2 separate regions of the Homo sapiens genome follow, and region 1 is linked to region 2. A link is an interaction called in ENCODE POLR2A ChIA-PET data of the cell type or tissue named here. Cell type or tissue: PC-9. All regions are shown on one strand. Links, peaks and the distances in the headings refer to the core of each region. The heading gives the core; the rest is flanking DNA.

Region 1 (5,372 bases), core at 109-5,108, 310 kb after region 2:
TAGCAAATATTGCTATATTTAAGCTTCCTAGCAGCCCTACAGAACAGGATCCATTGCTGACTCCATCGTACAGGTGCGGCAACCAAGGCCCAAGGAAGTATTAATAATTTGCCCAAGGCCACATGGCTAGTAGGTAATAAAGCCAGGACTCAGACCCAATTCAGATCTAACCTTTTATTCACAGCAAAGGAGGCTTTGACAAATAAACCCTGAGCTGGTAATATTAGTTTACCGCTGGCCTCTCTCGTCCCCTCCTAAGTGACTCGTCTTTGCTCTGTTCACAGGCCTGCCCTATTCGCATCAGGCCTGGGGCCAGAGCCCAGTAGAGAAGAGTCACAATAAACACTTACCAATTAAATGGGCAGACTGTACACCAGAACAAGATACAAGGCATCTTTCCCTAGGAGACCAGGCAGACAGTGGTAGGAAGGAAACACCCTAAATGTTCCAAGTTGGCTTTAAGCTAAAATCCAAGTGGCAAGAAGAGAAAGATCATGTTCTTAGTAGTATCTAGGTATCTAGTATCTACTTTAAAAAATCCACAGAGATGGACAAACTAGCAAGAGAAAGTAAGACGGAAGGAGGTCAGGAACACTGCGCCTCTGGCCTAAGCAGCCCCCATGCATACGACCCTGTGCGGCTGCCAAAGCAAATCTAAAATTTTACTTTGAAGCGACAAAAGCAATCTCACCTTCATCACCCCAGCTGAGCAGAATGAGACTCACAGCAACGTATACCTGAGTCCACAGATCTCACAGGGGGTGGAGGAGAGTTGACAGAGAATGTGGAGGAAGAGAAGGATCCTACAAATCAAGAGGGCGGCCCACACACACACATCCCCCACCCAGTACACAATTCCACACGCCTAAGACTGGAGACAACTGGGTGAGGAGAGAAGGAAAAAGAACCGGAAGATAGATGATTGTTATGGTGACACACAGCAGACTACATGGCCAGGGAGAAGACAGGAACCACTCTTTCCTACACAGTGAGAGAAATGGCCCAGACACAAGAGTGAGTTCAAGCCACCAACACAAACACAAGGTCACTGTGAGAGAGAAGTCGAGGTCATGCCTTCTGCTACGAGCAGGGCACCTGATAAATAAATTCTCACTCTACATTACCTCTCACACAGCTGAAGATACAAGGAAGGGAACTATTACCCTGAACTTACTTCTGGCCAGGAAGAAAAACCTAGTAAATTATGTTTAAAAAAAAAAAAAATACTTCAGCTAGCAAAAACAATAATAACAAGAACACCACATTGGGAGGAAGTAAGCTTGTCAATTCAGAGTTCAAAGGAGGGAAATTAAAAAAAAAAAAACTGAGACAAAAACAGTTGTTTAGCCTAGACTTCAAAAAAACCAATATTCAGGTCAGGCGCAGTGGATCACACTGAAATCCCAGCACTTTGGGAGGCTGAGGCAGGAGGATGGCTTGATGACTAAGAGGATACAAAAAGGAGAAGGAGGAGTTCAAGACCAGCCTGGGCAACACAGGGAGACCCCGTCTCTATGAATAATTTAAAAAATTAGCAGGGCATGGTGGCACTAGCCTGTGGCCCCAGCTACTCAGGAGGCTGAGGCAGGAAGATCACTGAGCCCAGGAGGTCAAGGCTGCAGTGAGCCAATGATCGTACCACTGCACTTCAGCCTGGGCAACAGAGTGAGACCCTATCTCAAAAAAAAAAAAAAAGAAAGAAAGAAAAAGAAAAAAAAAACCAATATTTAGATGTTGAGACCAAGGAGTATGATGGGCAGAGATCCCAAAAGGGAATGCATTTTGAAAGACAAGGTCCAAGTCTCTAAAAAGTGAATTCTGATCATCTAAAACACAATAATCGCTTAAAGAAGAAACCAGGAGGAGGCAGCCACAAATGTCAGGGAGAAGTGAAGAGCTGAGACAGTAAAGGATGTGTGCAAAGACACGAGCAACTGCCCATGAGCCAGGACAGGCCCGAAGGGAGTAGTCTGCGCTCACTAAACACAACAAGCAGAGCTTGTGAAAATGCTAGGAGCATGTCTTCAAGCTACATCCAAAGCCATAAGAAGAACCAGGGAGGAAGTGGCCCTGGGATGGGGACAGAGACTCTAACACACAAAATGACAGAGAATGGAGAATTTTCATCTCCAGTATTTCCCATCTTTTCTATGAAGGAGAATGCTCCACAGACTAGAACAAGCTAAACATTTACACACATGCTCTCTCTCAAGAGAAGCCTCAATTCTAAGCTAGACCATAAACCAACTTACAATCACCCAGAATTACATCCCAGGATGCAGAAGGAAAGTACAGGTTGATTCCAGAACCACTGCTGGCAGTGGTTCAGGAGCTGAGGGGAGAGGAGGTGGCAAAGATCTGCTTTCTGGCAGCACACATTCTCTCGAAACCTGGTACCCACAATGCTCCAGGCACTAGACCAAGCTCACAGGGCTTCAAGGTTCACAGTCTAGCCAAGAGGGAAAAAGAAGCAATATGTAAACAAAACTGTTAATAAACTATGATGACTAAGAGGATATAAAAAACTGGGGGGTTGGGACTTCTTTTTTTTTTTTTTTTTGTGACCGAGTTTCACTCTGCTACCCAGGCTGGAGTGCAATGGTGTGATCTCAGCTCACTGCAACCTCCACCTCCCAGATTCAAGCAATTCTCCCACCTCAGCCTCCCGAGTGGCTGGGATTATAGGCTCCCACCACCACACCCAACTAATTTTTTTTTTTTTAAGTAGAGACAGGGTTTCACCATGCTGGCCAGGCTTAGTTTCGAACTCCTGACCTCAGGTGATCCGCCTGCCTCAGCCTCTCAAAATGCTGGGATTACCAGCATGAGCCACTGCGTCCAGCCGGCACTTTTGTTTGTTTAAAGGGAAGGGGACAAATAGGATAAACTCCTCAACATCTGCCTCTGGAAAAGCTCTAGAACAAATCATAATCTGAACCATCACAAGCTACCCTGGGTCGCTTAAGAGGCCACAGCAAGCTAGTCTCGTTTCCTTTTTAGCAGAGTTTACTGAATTATAGACCAAAGGAATGCCAGACGCAAGGGGTCTGGACCTCTATGAAGTATATGAACACAGTCTCCTGCCCAGACCTTAGGGATGACAAAGGAGGAGGCAGTGAGATGACAAAGCATTTAGATAATATTTGCAGTTGTTATAAATGGCCAGTAATAAAGTGCTGTTTGGTGGATCTAGGACAGGCTGCTGAACAGGCACCAAACTGAACTCACGGCCCCTTTGAATTTGCTCCCGGATCTCAGTAAACGGCAATGACATCACTATCTAGCCAGGCTCCCAGATATAAATCTTGAGTACTCATCCTCAGACTCTCTCCCTCCGTCACCCACAGAAGCAATCCAATTTTGTCTCTGGGAAGATCTCCCAAATCCATCTTTCCTTTTCCAGTCCTGCTATCGCTTACTGGGTTGCAGCCCCTTTTCTCTTGTGTGCTTTCTCTTTTTGAGACAGGGTCTCATTCTGTCCCCCAGGCTGGAGTGCAGTGGCATGATTTCAGCTCACTGCAAACTCCGCCTCTTGGGTTCAAGCAATTCTCCCACCTCAAGCACCTGACTAGCTGGGACTACAGACATACACCACCACGCCTGGCTAACTTTTTATTTTTTGGTAGAAACGGGGTTTCACATGTTGGCCAGGCTGGTCTCAATCTCCTGACCTCAAGTGATCTGTCCACCTCGGCCTCCGAAAGTACTAGGATTACAGGCATGAGCCACCATGCCTGGCCTACTCTTCTGTGTTTTCTAACTGGTTTCTAGAAGGGAGACGTACTCCATCCCAGTACATCTTGGGTCACATGCTGAAAGGCAAAGCTGAGCAGGACATTTTCCTCCTTAAACATCTCCACTGGCTGACATGATAAAATCCAAATTCCCTAACTTAGTCTTCCCTAGCTCCTATCCACATCATCGCTACCCTAACCTCCCAACACATCCCCTATATTGAAGCTACAATGCACTTCCTGACCTCAGGCAAGCCAGGCCTTGTCATGACTTCACGTCTGTAAGAACCATGGCAATGTCACCTCCTCTGTGAAGCCTCTCTGACCACTTCCAGGCAGAGTCAGCCCCTCTGCCTCTCTGTGCCCACAGACTCTTGCTAAACTCCTACTTCAGCACTCACCAGTGGGATTTATAAAACGGTTTCTCTTTTCACTGTGGACCATGTACCTCTTGGAAGCTGGGACAATGTCTTGTTCATCTTTTGATTTCAAATCCTAGACCCGGTACATGGCATTTAGGAGGTGTTCAATAAGTATCTACTTGTTGACTAAACCCAAAGAACAACTTCAGTGGCAAACCTATTAGTGTGTGTGTGTGTGTGTGTGTGTGTGTGTGTGTGTGTGTGTGATGGAGTCTCATTCTGTCGCCCAGGCTGGAATGCAGTGGCACGATCTCAGCTCACTGAAATCTCCACCTCCCGGGTCCAAGAGATTCTCGTGCCTCAGCCTCCTGAGTAGCTGGGACTACAGGCGCCCACCACCACACTCAGCAAATTTTTATATTTTTAGTACAGATGGGGTTTCACCACATTGGCCAGGCTGGTCTCAAACTCCTGACCTCAAGTCATTCACCCACCTCGGCCTCCCAAAATACTGGGATTACAGCAGGCATGAGCCACCACACCAGACTGGCTTTGCCTAGTATTAATATTTTACCAACAAGCTGACTAAAGACATAGTAGGCAGTAAGCTTATCAAACTTCCAAGTGACACCCCCTAAGAAAACAATGGGAGAGGCAGTCTGTGCTAGGTAGTAGATTTTTAAAAGATTACAGTAGGAGAAAATATACGCCAAAACTAACAACAACAACAACAAAAAAACCCATCTTCAACAGCACAGGATGAAAGAGACTTTTCTCTAGTCACATCTTTATAACATGAATGAGAGCCAAGGTTCTGAAGCCAGGCTGCATGGGGGCAGTCCCAGCTCCTCCATTAAACTGCTGTGGGCCCTGAGCACCTTTCCTAACCTTCTTATACCTCCGGTTTCCTTCACTGTAATACAGGGATAACAACATTATCTAACTCGCAGGTTGTTATTTAGTGAATAATAACAATATAATTGCACTTAGAATTGTACCTGACTCAGTAAGATCTTTTTTTTATTATTTGTTGTCGTTGTTAAAAGCTGCTTCTAAGAACAAGGAAGAGAAGGTGTAAAGCATTGTGATTGCAAGGGCTCTGAAATTACACTGCCCCAAGTTCAAACACCAGCTCTAAAGCTTAGTAGCTGCCTGACCTTAGCCAGTTACTTCACATTCTAAATCTCCATTGAACTCATCGATTAAATGGAGTTTATGATAGTATCCATCAAAAATATTCACTTTAGCATTATTTCAAATTAGGGGACAGAAGGAA
Region 2 (5,372 bases), core at 319-5,318:
AGAAAATATAGGATGGCATTATAAGGAAAATATGGATTTAGAATCAGACAAACTTTATTCTAATTCTGGCTCTCCTCCAACTCTCTGTTTGATCTTGGAACTGTCTTTTCATCTTAATTCTTTTAGAATTTCATTTTAACATAGCAGACTCACTTCTGGCCTGCCATCTCCAGTGGAGTATTTCCCACAAACAGCCACATCAAAATCCTTGGGACTTTCAGAGGGAAGATGGCACTGCCTTCCTTTGCTACTACTATTGTTACAATGACATTGAAACTTTTTTTCCCTAAGGAATTAGAGTTGGGAGGAAGCTACATGGGACATTTCTCTTGTTCATTTGACATAGGCTAGGGAATCTCATTGGGAATGTGTGCAACAACAGAGGCACTAGAAAGAAAGAGATTCACTAGAAAGAAAATAGGTTTGTGTCAACCACTGCAGGTGCCCTGTTCATGCCTCCAGGCTAGGGAGTTAAAGATGGGTATCGTAGCGGTGGTTGTGATGATGTTGATGATATTGACTGTGATAGCAGGTGACAATTTGCTCTGTGCAAAGTGTTTTAAACGTTCTCACAATAACCCCATGAGGTAGGTATTATTAAGGGACCTGTTTCTTCTCTCAAGTCTACAGTCTCCCATCAAACCAGAACCCTTCTTTTCTGAGATCCTGTTTCTCTTGTTTCAATTTAGTTTGATCCTAGATAGATCTTGTCTTTTTCTTGTTACAAGAACAATAATAGTTAATTATTGACTCATGAGGTCTTAGGGTATTTACTACCAACTAAACTGTGCTAACTGTTCTCTCATTTAATCCTTATACTAACATTATTTAATGAGGAAAAACAGACTCAGAGTAATTTGCCCCAAGTCACATAACTGTAAATGGCTAAACTGGGATTTGAGCCCAGACCCAACTAACTCCAGAACCCAAGGTATTGACGCCTGTAATATTTATTGCTTATAGTAATGAAAATGTAGATTAAGCTCCTTGGTTCAGAGAAAAATGTAAGAGAAGTAGTAGAAGCTTCTTTCTGACTAGACTGCCTCTCCACCAACTAAGTCTGTCCTTCTGCATGTATTTAAGCCAGCTTCAGGGTCCTTCCATGCAGGCCGGGGGTGTCGGGCAGTGGCTGTTCATGCCCCCCTTCCAGCTCTCTGCTTGCTTGGTGTCCTTCCCGCCATGCCGCCCAGGGCCTGGGCAGAGCCTTGCCGAAGCCTCGGCTCATGTGTGGCTTTGATTCTTCTCTTTTCAGGCCCGGCTTGGGACATTGTTCACTTCCCCTCGCTTCCCCTCTAGAAGCCCCCTTTGCCATCCCTGCACCTTGTTTCGGGTGATGCCCGAGAGGGAGCTGTGGCCAGCGGGGACTGGCTCAGAACCCGTGACCCGTGTCGGCAGCTGTGACAGCATGATGAGCAGCACCTCCACCCGCTCTGGATCTGTACGTAATACTCTCCCTCCCGCAACCTGGTCTGCTCTCTGCACACCTGCCCTGCCCTGCCCTGCCCTATCCTTTCCTGCCACCCATCCTGGCTCACTGCACCTTCTCTTTCATTGTTGGGGAGTGATTCACAACACCAGTGGGTGCTTTCTGCCTGAGTCAGCCCTGGCTCTATAGAGAATAGGATGGGACGACCTTAGAGAGCAACTGGGCAAATGAGACTTTTTCCGCCGATTTTCATTAGGTTGGGGGTTGGGTTGAGCAGAGAGAGTAGGCCTGTAATCTGAGGTCATGGTGGAAACCAGAACATAGATTCTTGTAGCACATGGATTATTGAAGTTCTCTGCAATGAGCAGCATTACTTTAGTCTCTTACAAAGATCAAAGAAAATAGGTAATTAGGAGCCTAGGTTCTGGAACCAAACAGATTTAAGTTCTCTACTTATAAGCTGTATGACCTTGGGCAAATTACTTAATTTCTCTAAGCTTTAGCCTCCTCAGTTTTCAAATGGGATACTTAGTGTTCATACCCAATTCAATTTGTGGGGAGTAAATGTGATACAGGTAAAGCACCTAGCATATGCCTCTATATAGAAAAGAATCAGCCTTTCTAGGAGCAGAGACTGAGAATCTTCCAAAGTCACTGTGTTTAGCTACTTGTGAGTGGCATTTAATAAACTGTAATTTTTCTGGGCATGAATTTAAATCTCAGTTGTTGTGAGGCTGGTGTGAAAGAGTAAATCTGTGCTGCATCCAGACGCAAACATTTGTTGTTCATGCTTGTCACATACATAAGAATCATAGAGAATTTATGCTTTTTTGCATTGTATCCTATAGAGGTATTTGAAAATTTAAGGGTGTCTACTGAATGTCAAGATGTTTAAGACAACCAGTGGATTTTGATATGTAAAAATAGAGTAGAGAAAGAAACACACATGCACAAATCCAAAGTGCAGACAATCATACAAATTTCATTTTGACCCTAGATAATGGGGCTGTGGAGACGTCTTTCTATGTCTTTTAGGCTGAGGCCAACGTGAATAGTCACATAGCATTGGACACAGAATGTGACAGGGATTAAAGGTTTTCAAAGTGAATCATTCATGAAGGAGAAACTCAGAGTCAGCTTATCCTTGGCAAGGCTATTTTAGGAGGAAGAGGACAATAAAGATATTTTTCTTCAAGAAACTCTTGGCGTCAGCTTCAGAGCTTCCAGGGGCTATATTTGGGGCTTGCTTTAACATGTAGGCCCACATGCGAAAGGAAGTTCCAGAGGCAAATGGAAGGGTTATTCTGCAACCCTCTCCCCTCCCTCCAGGATATTTTTAGAGCTGTCTCAAAATCTTTCCTGGCCATCTGAGTGGGCCTGAAGAATATACAACTCTGAAGTGTCCCAAATATTAGGAAAAGGGCTGGAGATGCCAAGAAGAGACTTGGCCCAAATTTCTTATATTCCAATTTGCCCTTTTGTTTTCCCTTCAACCTCCTCTGTGGAAGAGCAACTATTCCAGCAAACTTCTAGCCCCATACAACATAGACAGTAACTGTCTGAGATGACCATTATTATTTTCTTCCAAAAACCTCTATGTACTCTCTCATAATGAATATGATCTACTTTAAGATCTACTTAATATTTAATACTAAGCTGCTTTTCCCTCCTCCCATACCATCCAGTTTCTCCACCAACCTCCCCCTTTAAGTTAATATTTGCTTTAGAAATGCACACTTACTTGAACATTAGCCAGAGCCAAATGTCATCAAGAAAGTAAATGTACAAGGGGAAAAATTCCCGTATGGAATGCATTTCAAAGTCAAGTACAAATCATTTAGTACATTTATCTGTGGCCAGTCATGCCACAGTTCCTACTGGCCTGGCAGCTCATAGCTGGCTTCATTTCCTGCTTTTCCTCATACTGCCCTTGACATACCAGATCAAGTATGCAGAAGTACTTTTAAAAGTTAAAAGCAATACCACTGAAGTTTCAGGTCAAATTGTTATGTTGCACTTCTTATTTGGAGCTAAATCAGAGGTGCTCAAAGTGAGATGTTTGACAAAGGCTGTCAAACATTGAAACTTGGGACTGCTTCTAATCTGTGCCCCTAAGCATTCAAGCCAGGACTGAGCAAAAGAAAGGCCCCTGCCATGTGCCTGCCCAGCTCCAGAGCTGGGCGCTAGTGGGCCAGCCTCCTGACAGACTCTGCCCTCCCTGGTGCCTACAGTTTCAGGAGGCAACTCCAGCAGCTTTGCAGAGTAGCAGGAGGGAAAGGTTTCCAGCTCTTCAGCATTCCTTCCTCTCTGCAGGGTGGTTCTCAGGCCCCGCCAGTTTCTGCGGAGGGAGCGCTTTCTCACAGCTCTCTCTCCCTCTCCTGTTCTTCTTCTCGCCCTCCCCCCCGCCTCCCCGCCCCCGCCCCCAACCCCAAACCCAACAGAGTGATAGCAGCTACGACTTCCTGTCCACTGAAGAGAAGGAGTGTCTGCTCTTCCTGGAGGAGACCATTGGCTCACTGGACACGGAGGCTGACAGCGGACTGTCCACTGACGAGTCTGAGCCAGCCACAACTCCCAGAGGTTTCCGAGCACTGCCCATAACCCAACCCACTCCCCGGGGTAAGGCAGACCCTCTGGGGTGGAACCCCAGCAAAACCCAGAAAATCAATATGTCCCCTCCGGCCACTTTCTACCTCGCCTGCCCTCTACCCCAAGGGTCACAGGCAGAAGAAGGTGTAGCCACACTCCTCACCACTCTCCTGGCTAGAACAGAGCCTTGTCCCTGGAGGGAAGGAGGGACCCCTGGCAAGCCAGCTTCCTATGTCTGTCTATGAAGTATCAGAGCTCTAGAAGGGAAAGGGGTTTGACCAGCTCCCATTCTCCTGTGGAAAAATTCTAAAGAGATATGACCGCAGAGGCGGGGGAGGGAGTCAGGGAGGGCTGGGTGGTTGGCTCTGGAGAGACTGAGTCAGTCTAGAGAGCTAATCTGGGTGACACAGAGGACAAGGGTAGGAGAGATAAGGAGAAGGAAGGGCTCCCCAGCTGCAGTGGGAAGTACCTCAAGGCCCTCGTTAGAGAGCGTGGAAAGCCAGTGGTATTCAGGCTCAGCAGAAGGGGAACAAAACAACACACAAGTGTGGCCATGACTGTGGGGCCACATGTCCCAGGGTGTGAGAAACCTTTTACTCCTGAGGACAGTCCCGCTGGTATTGGGGCTGCAGTTTTGTGTTGTTTCATTTAGCAAATATTTATTAACAAGTAGTTAGACCTTCCCTGGAGCTAGAGCTATAAATGGGGACGTAGGGCTTTCCTGCTCCATGAGGCTGATTCACTGGCCCAGGGGGCCTGATGTACCTGCCTAGCTCACTGGAAGGAAAGGAGTCACTTTCTGGTGTGGGGACACTATGGCTATTACAGAATTATCCACATGCTCATAGAAAGTGCAAGTAGAAGGCAGAAGCCTGGTTGAATCAAGAGCAAATCACTTATTCAGAGGCTTGCATTGGGCTCAGTTATCTGGGAGGCCCAAAATAGCTAGAAGGAACTGTCCCAAATTTATCTCCAACCCTGGTGCCTCTGTAGAAAACTGGGGAGAGGTCAAGTCAATAACTTAGAGCAATCAGGGGTCACTCTCTTGCCGCCCATCATGAAAAATTAATTCTCAGTCAAAAAAAGATATGCTATTATTATTTGTAGAAATGGGGGTCTCTTATGTTGCCCTGGTTGGTCTCGAACTCTTGGGCTCAAATGATCCACTTGCTTTGGCCTCCCAAAGTGCTGGGATTACAGGCATGAGACACTGCGCCTGGCCCTGGATCTGCTATTACTGATCTATTAGTCTAAATGATATCCAGACAAAAGTGCTGCTCTTGTAAAAGCAAAGAAAACAAGGCAAAATAAAACCCATTCATTGCTAGTTTGGGATCAGAGTTCAGGAAGTCATTGC

What was found. ChIA-PET counts read pairs that join two places held together with the same protein. Peaks named below come from ENCODE experiments on the same cell type or tissue, not always from the same donor. Only the 100,000 strongest peaks of a DNase experiment are listed, where the experiment ranks them.
Region 1: POLR2A ChIA-PET joins it to region 2 with 15 read pairs; 2 of 35 experiments call an interaction of 5 or more read pairs at or near these places.

Annotation. Positions count from the first base shown.
Region 1 is chr1:206,711,953-206,717,324 of GRCh38, reverse strand. The region is part of intron 1 of MAPKAPK2 (MAPK activated protein kinase 2); the gene reads right to left. Among named protein-coding and RNA genes, the nearest start is that of MAPKAPK2, 30 kb to the right of the region's middle. In PC-9, for the core only: no CTCF peak of the experiment used is centred there; a DNase peak (open chromatin) is centred at 2,454; H3K27ac peaks cover 1,710 bases.
Region 2 is chr1:207,023,560-207,028,931 of GRCh38, reverse strand. It overlaps C1orf116 (chromosome 1 open reading frame 116), which reads left to right. Exons shown (of 4, transcript NM_023938.6): 2 at 1,253-1,438; 3 at 3,868-4,045. The coding sequence starts at 1,334. Among named protein-coding and RNA genes, the nearest start is that of C1orf116, 6.5 kb to the left of the region's middle. In PC-9, for the core only: no CTCF peak of the experiment used is centred there; DNase peaks (open chromatin) are centred at 1,541, 3,211 and 3,671; H3K4me3 peaks cover 1,222 bases; H3K27ac peaks cover 4,786 bases.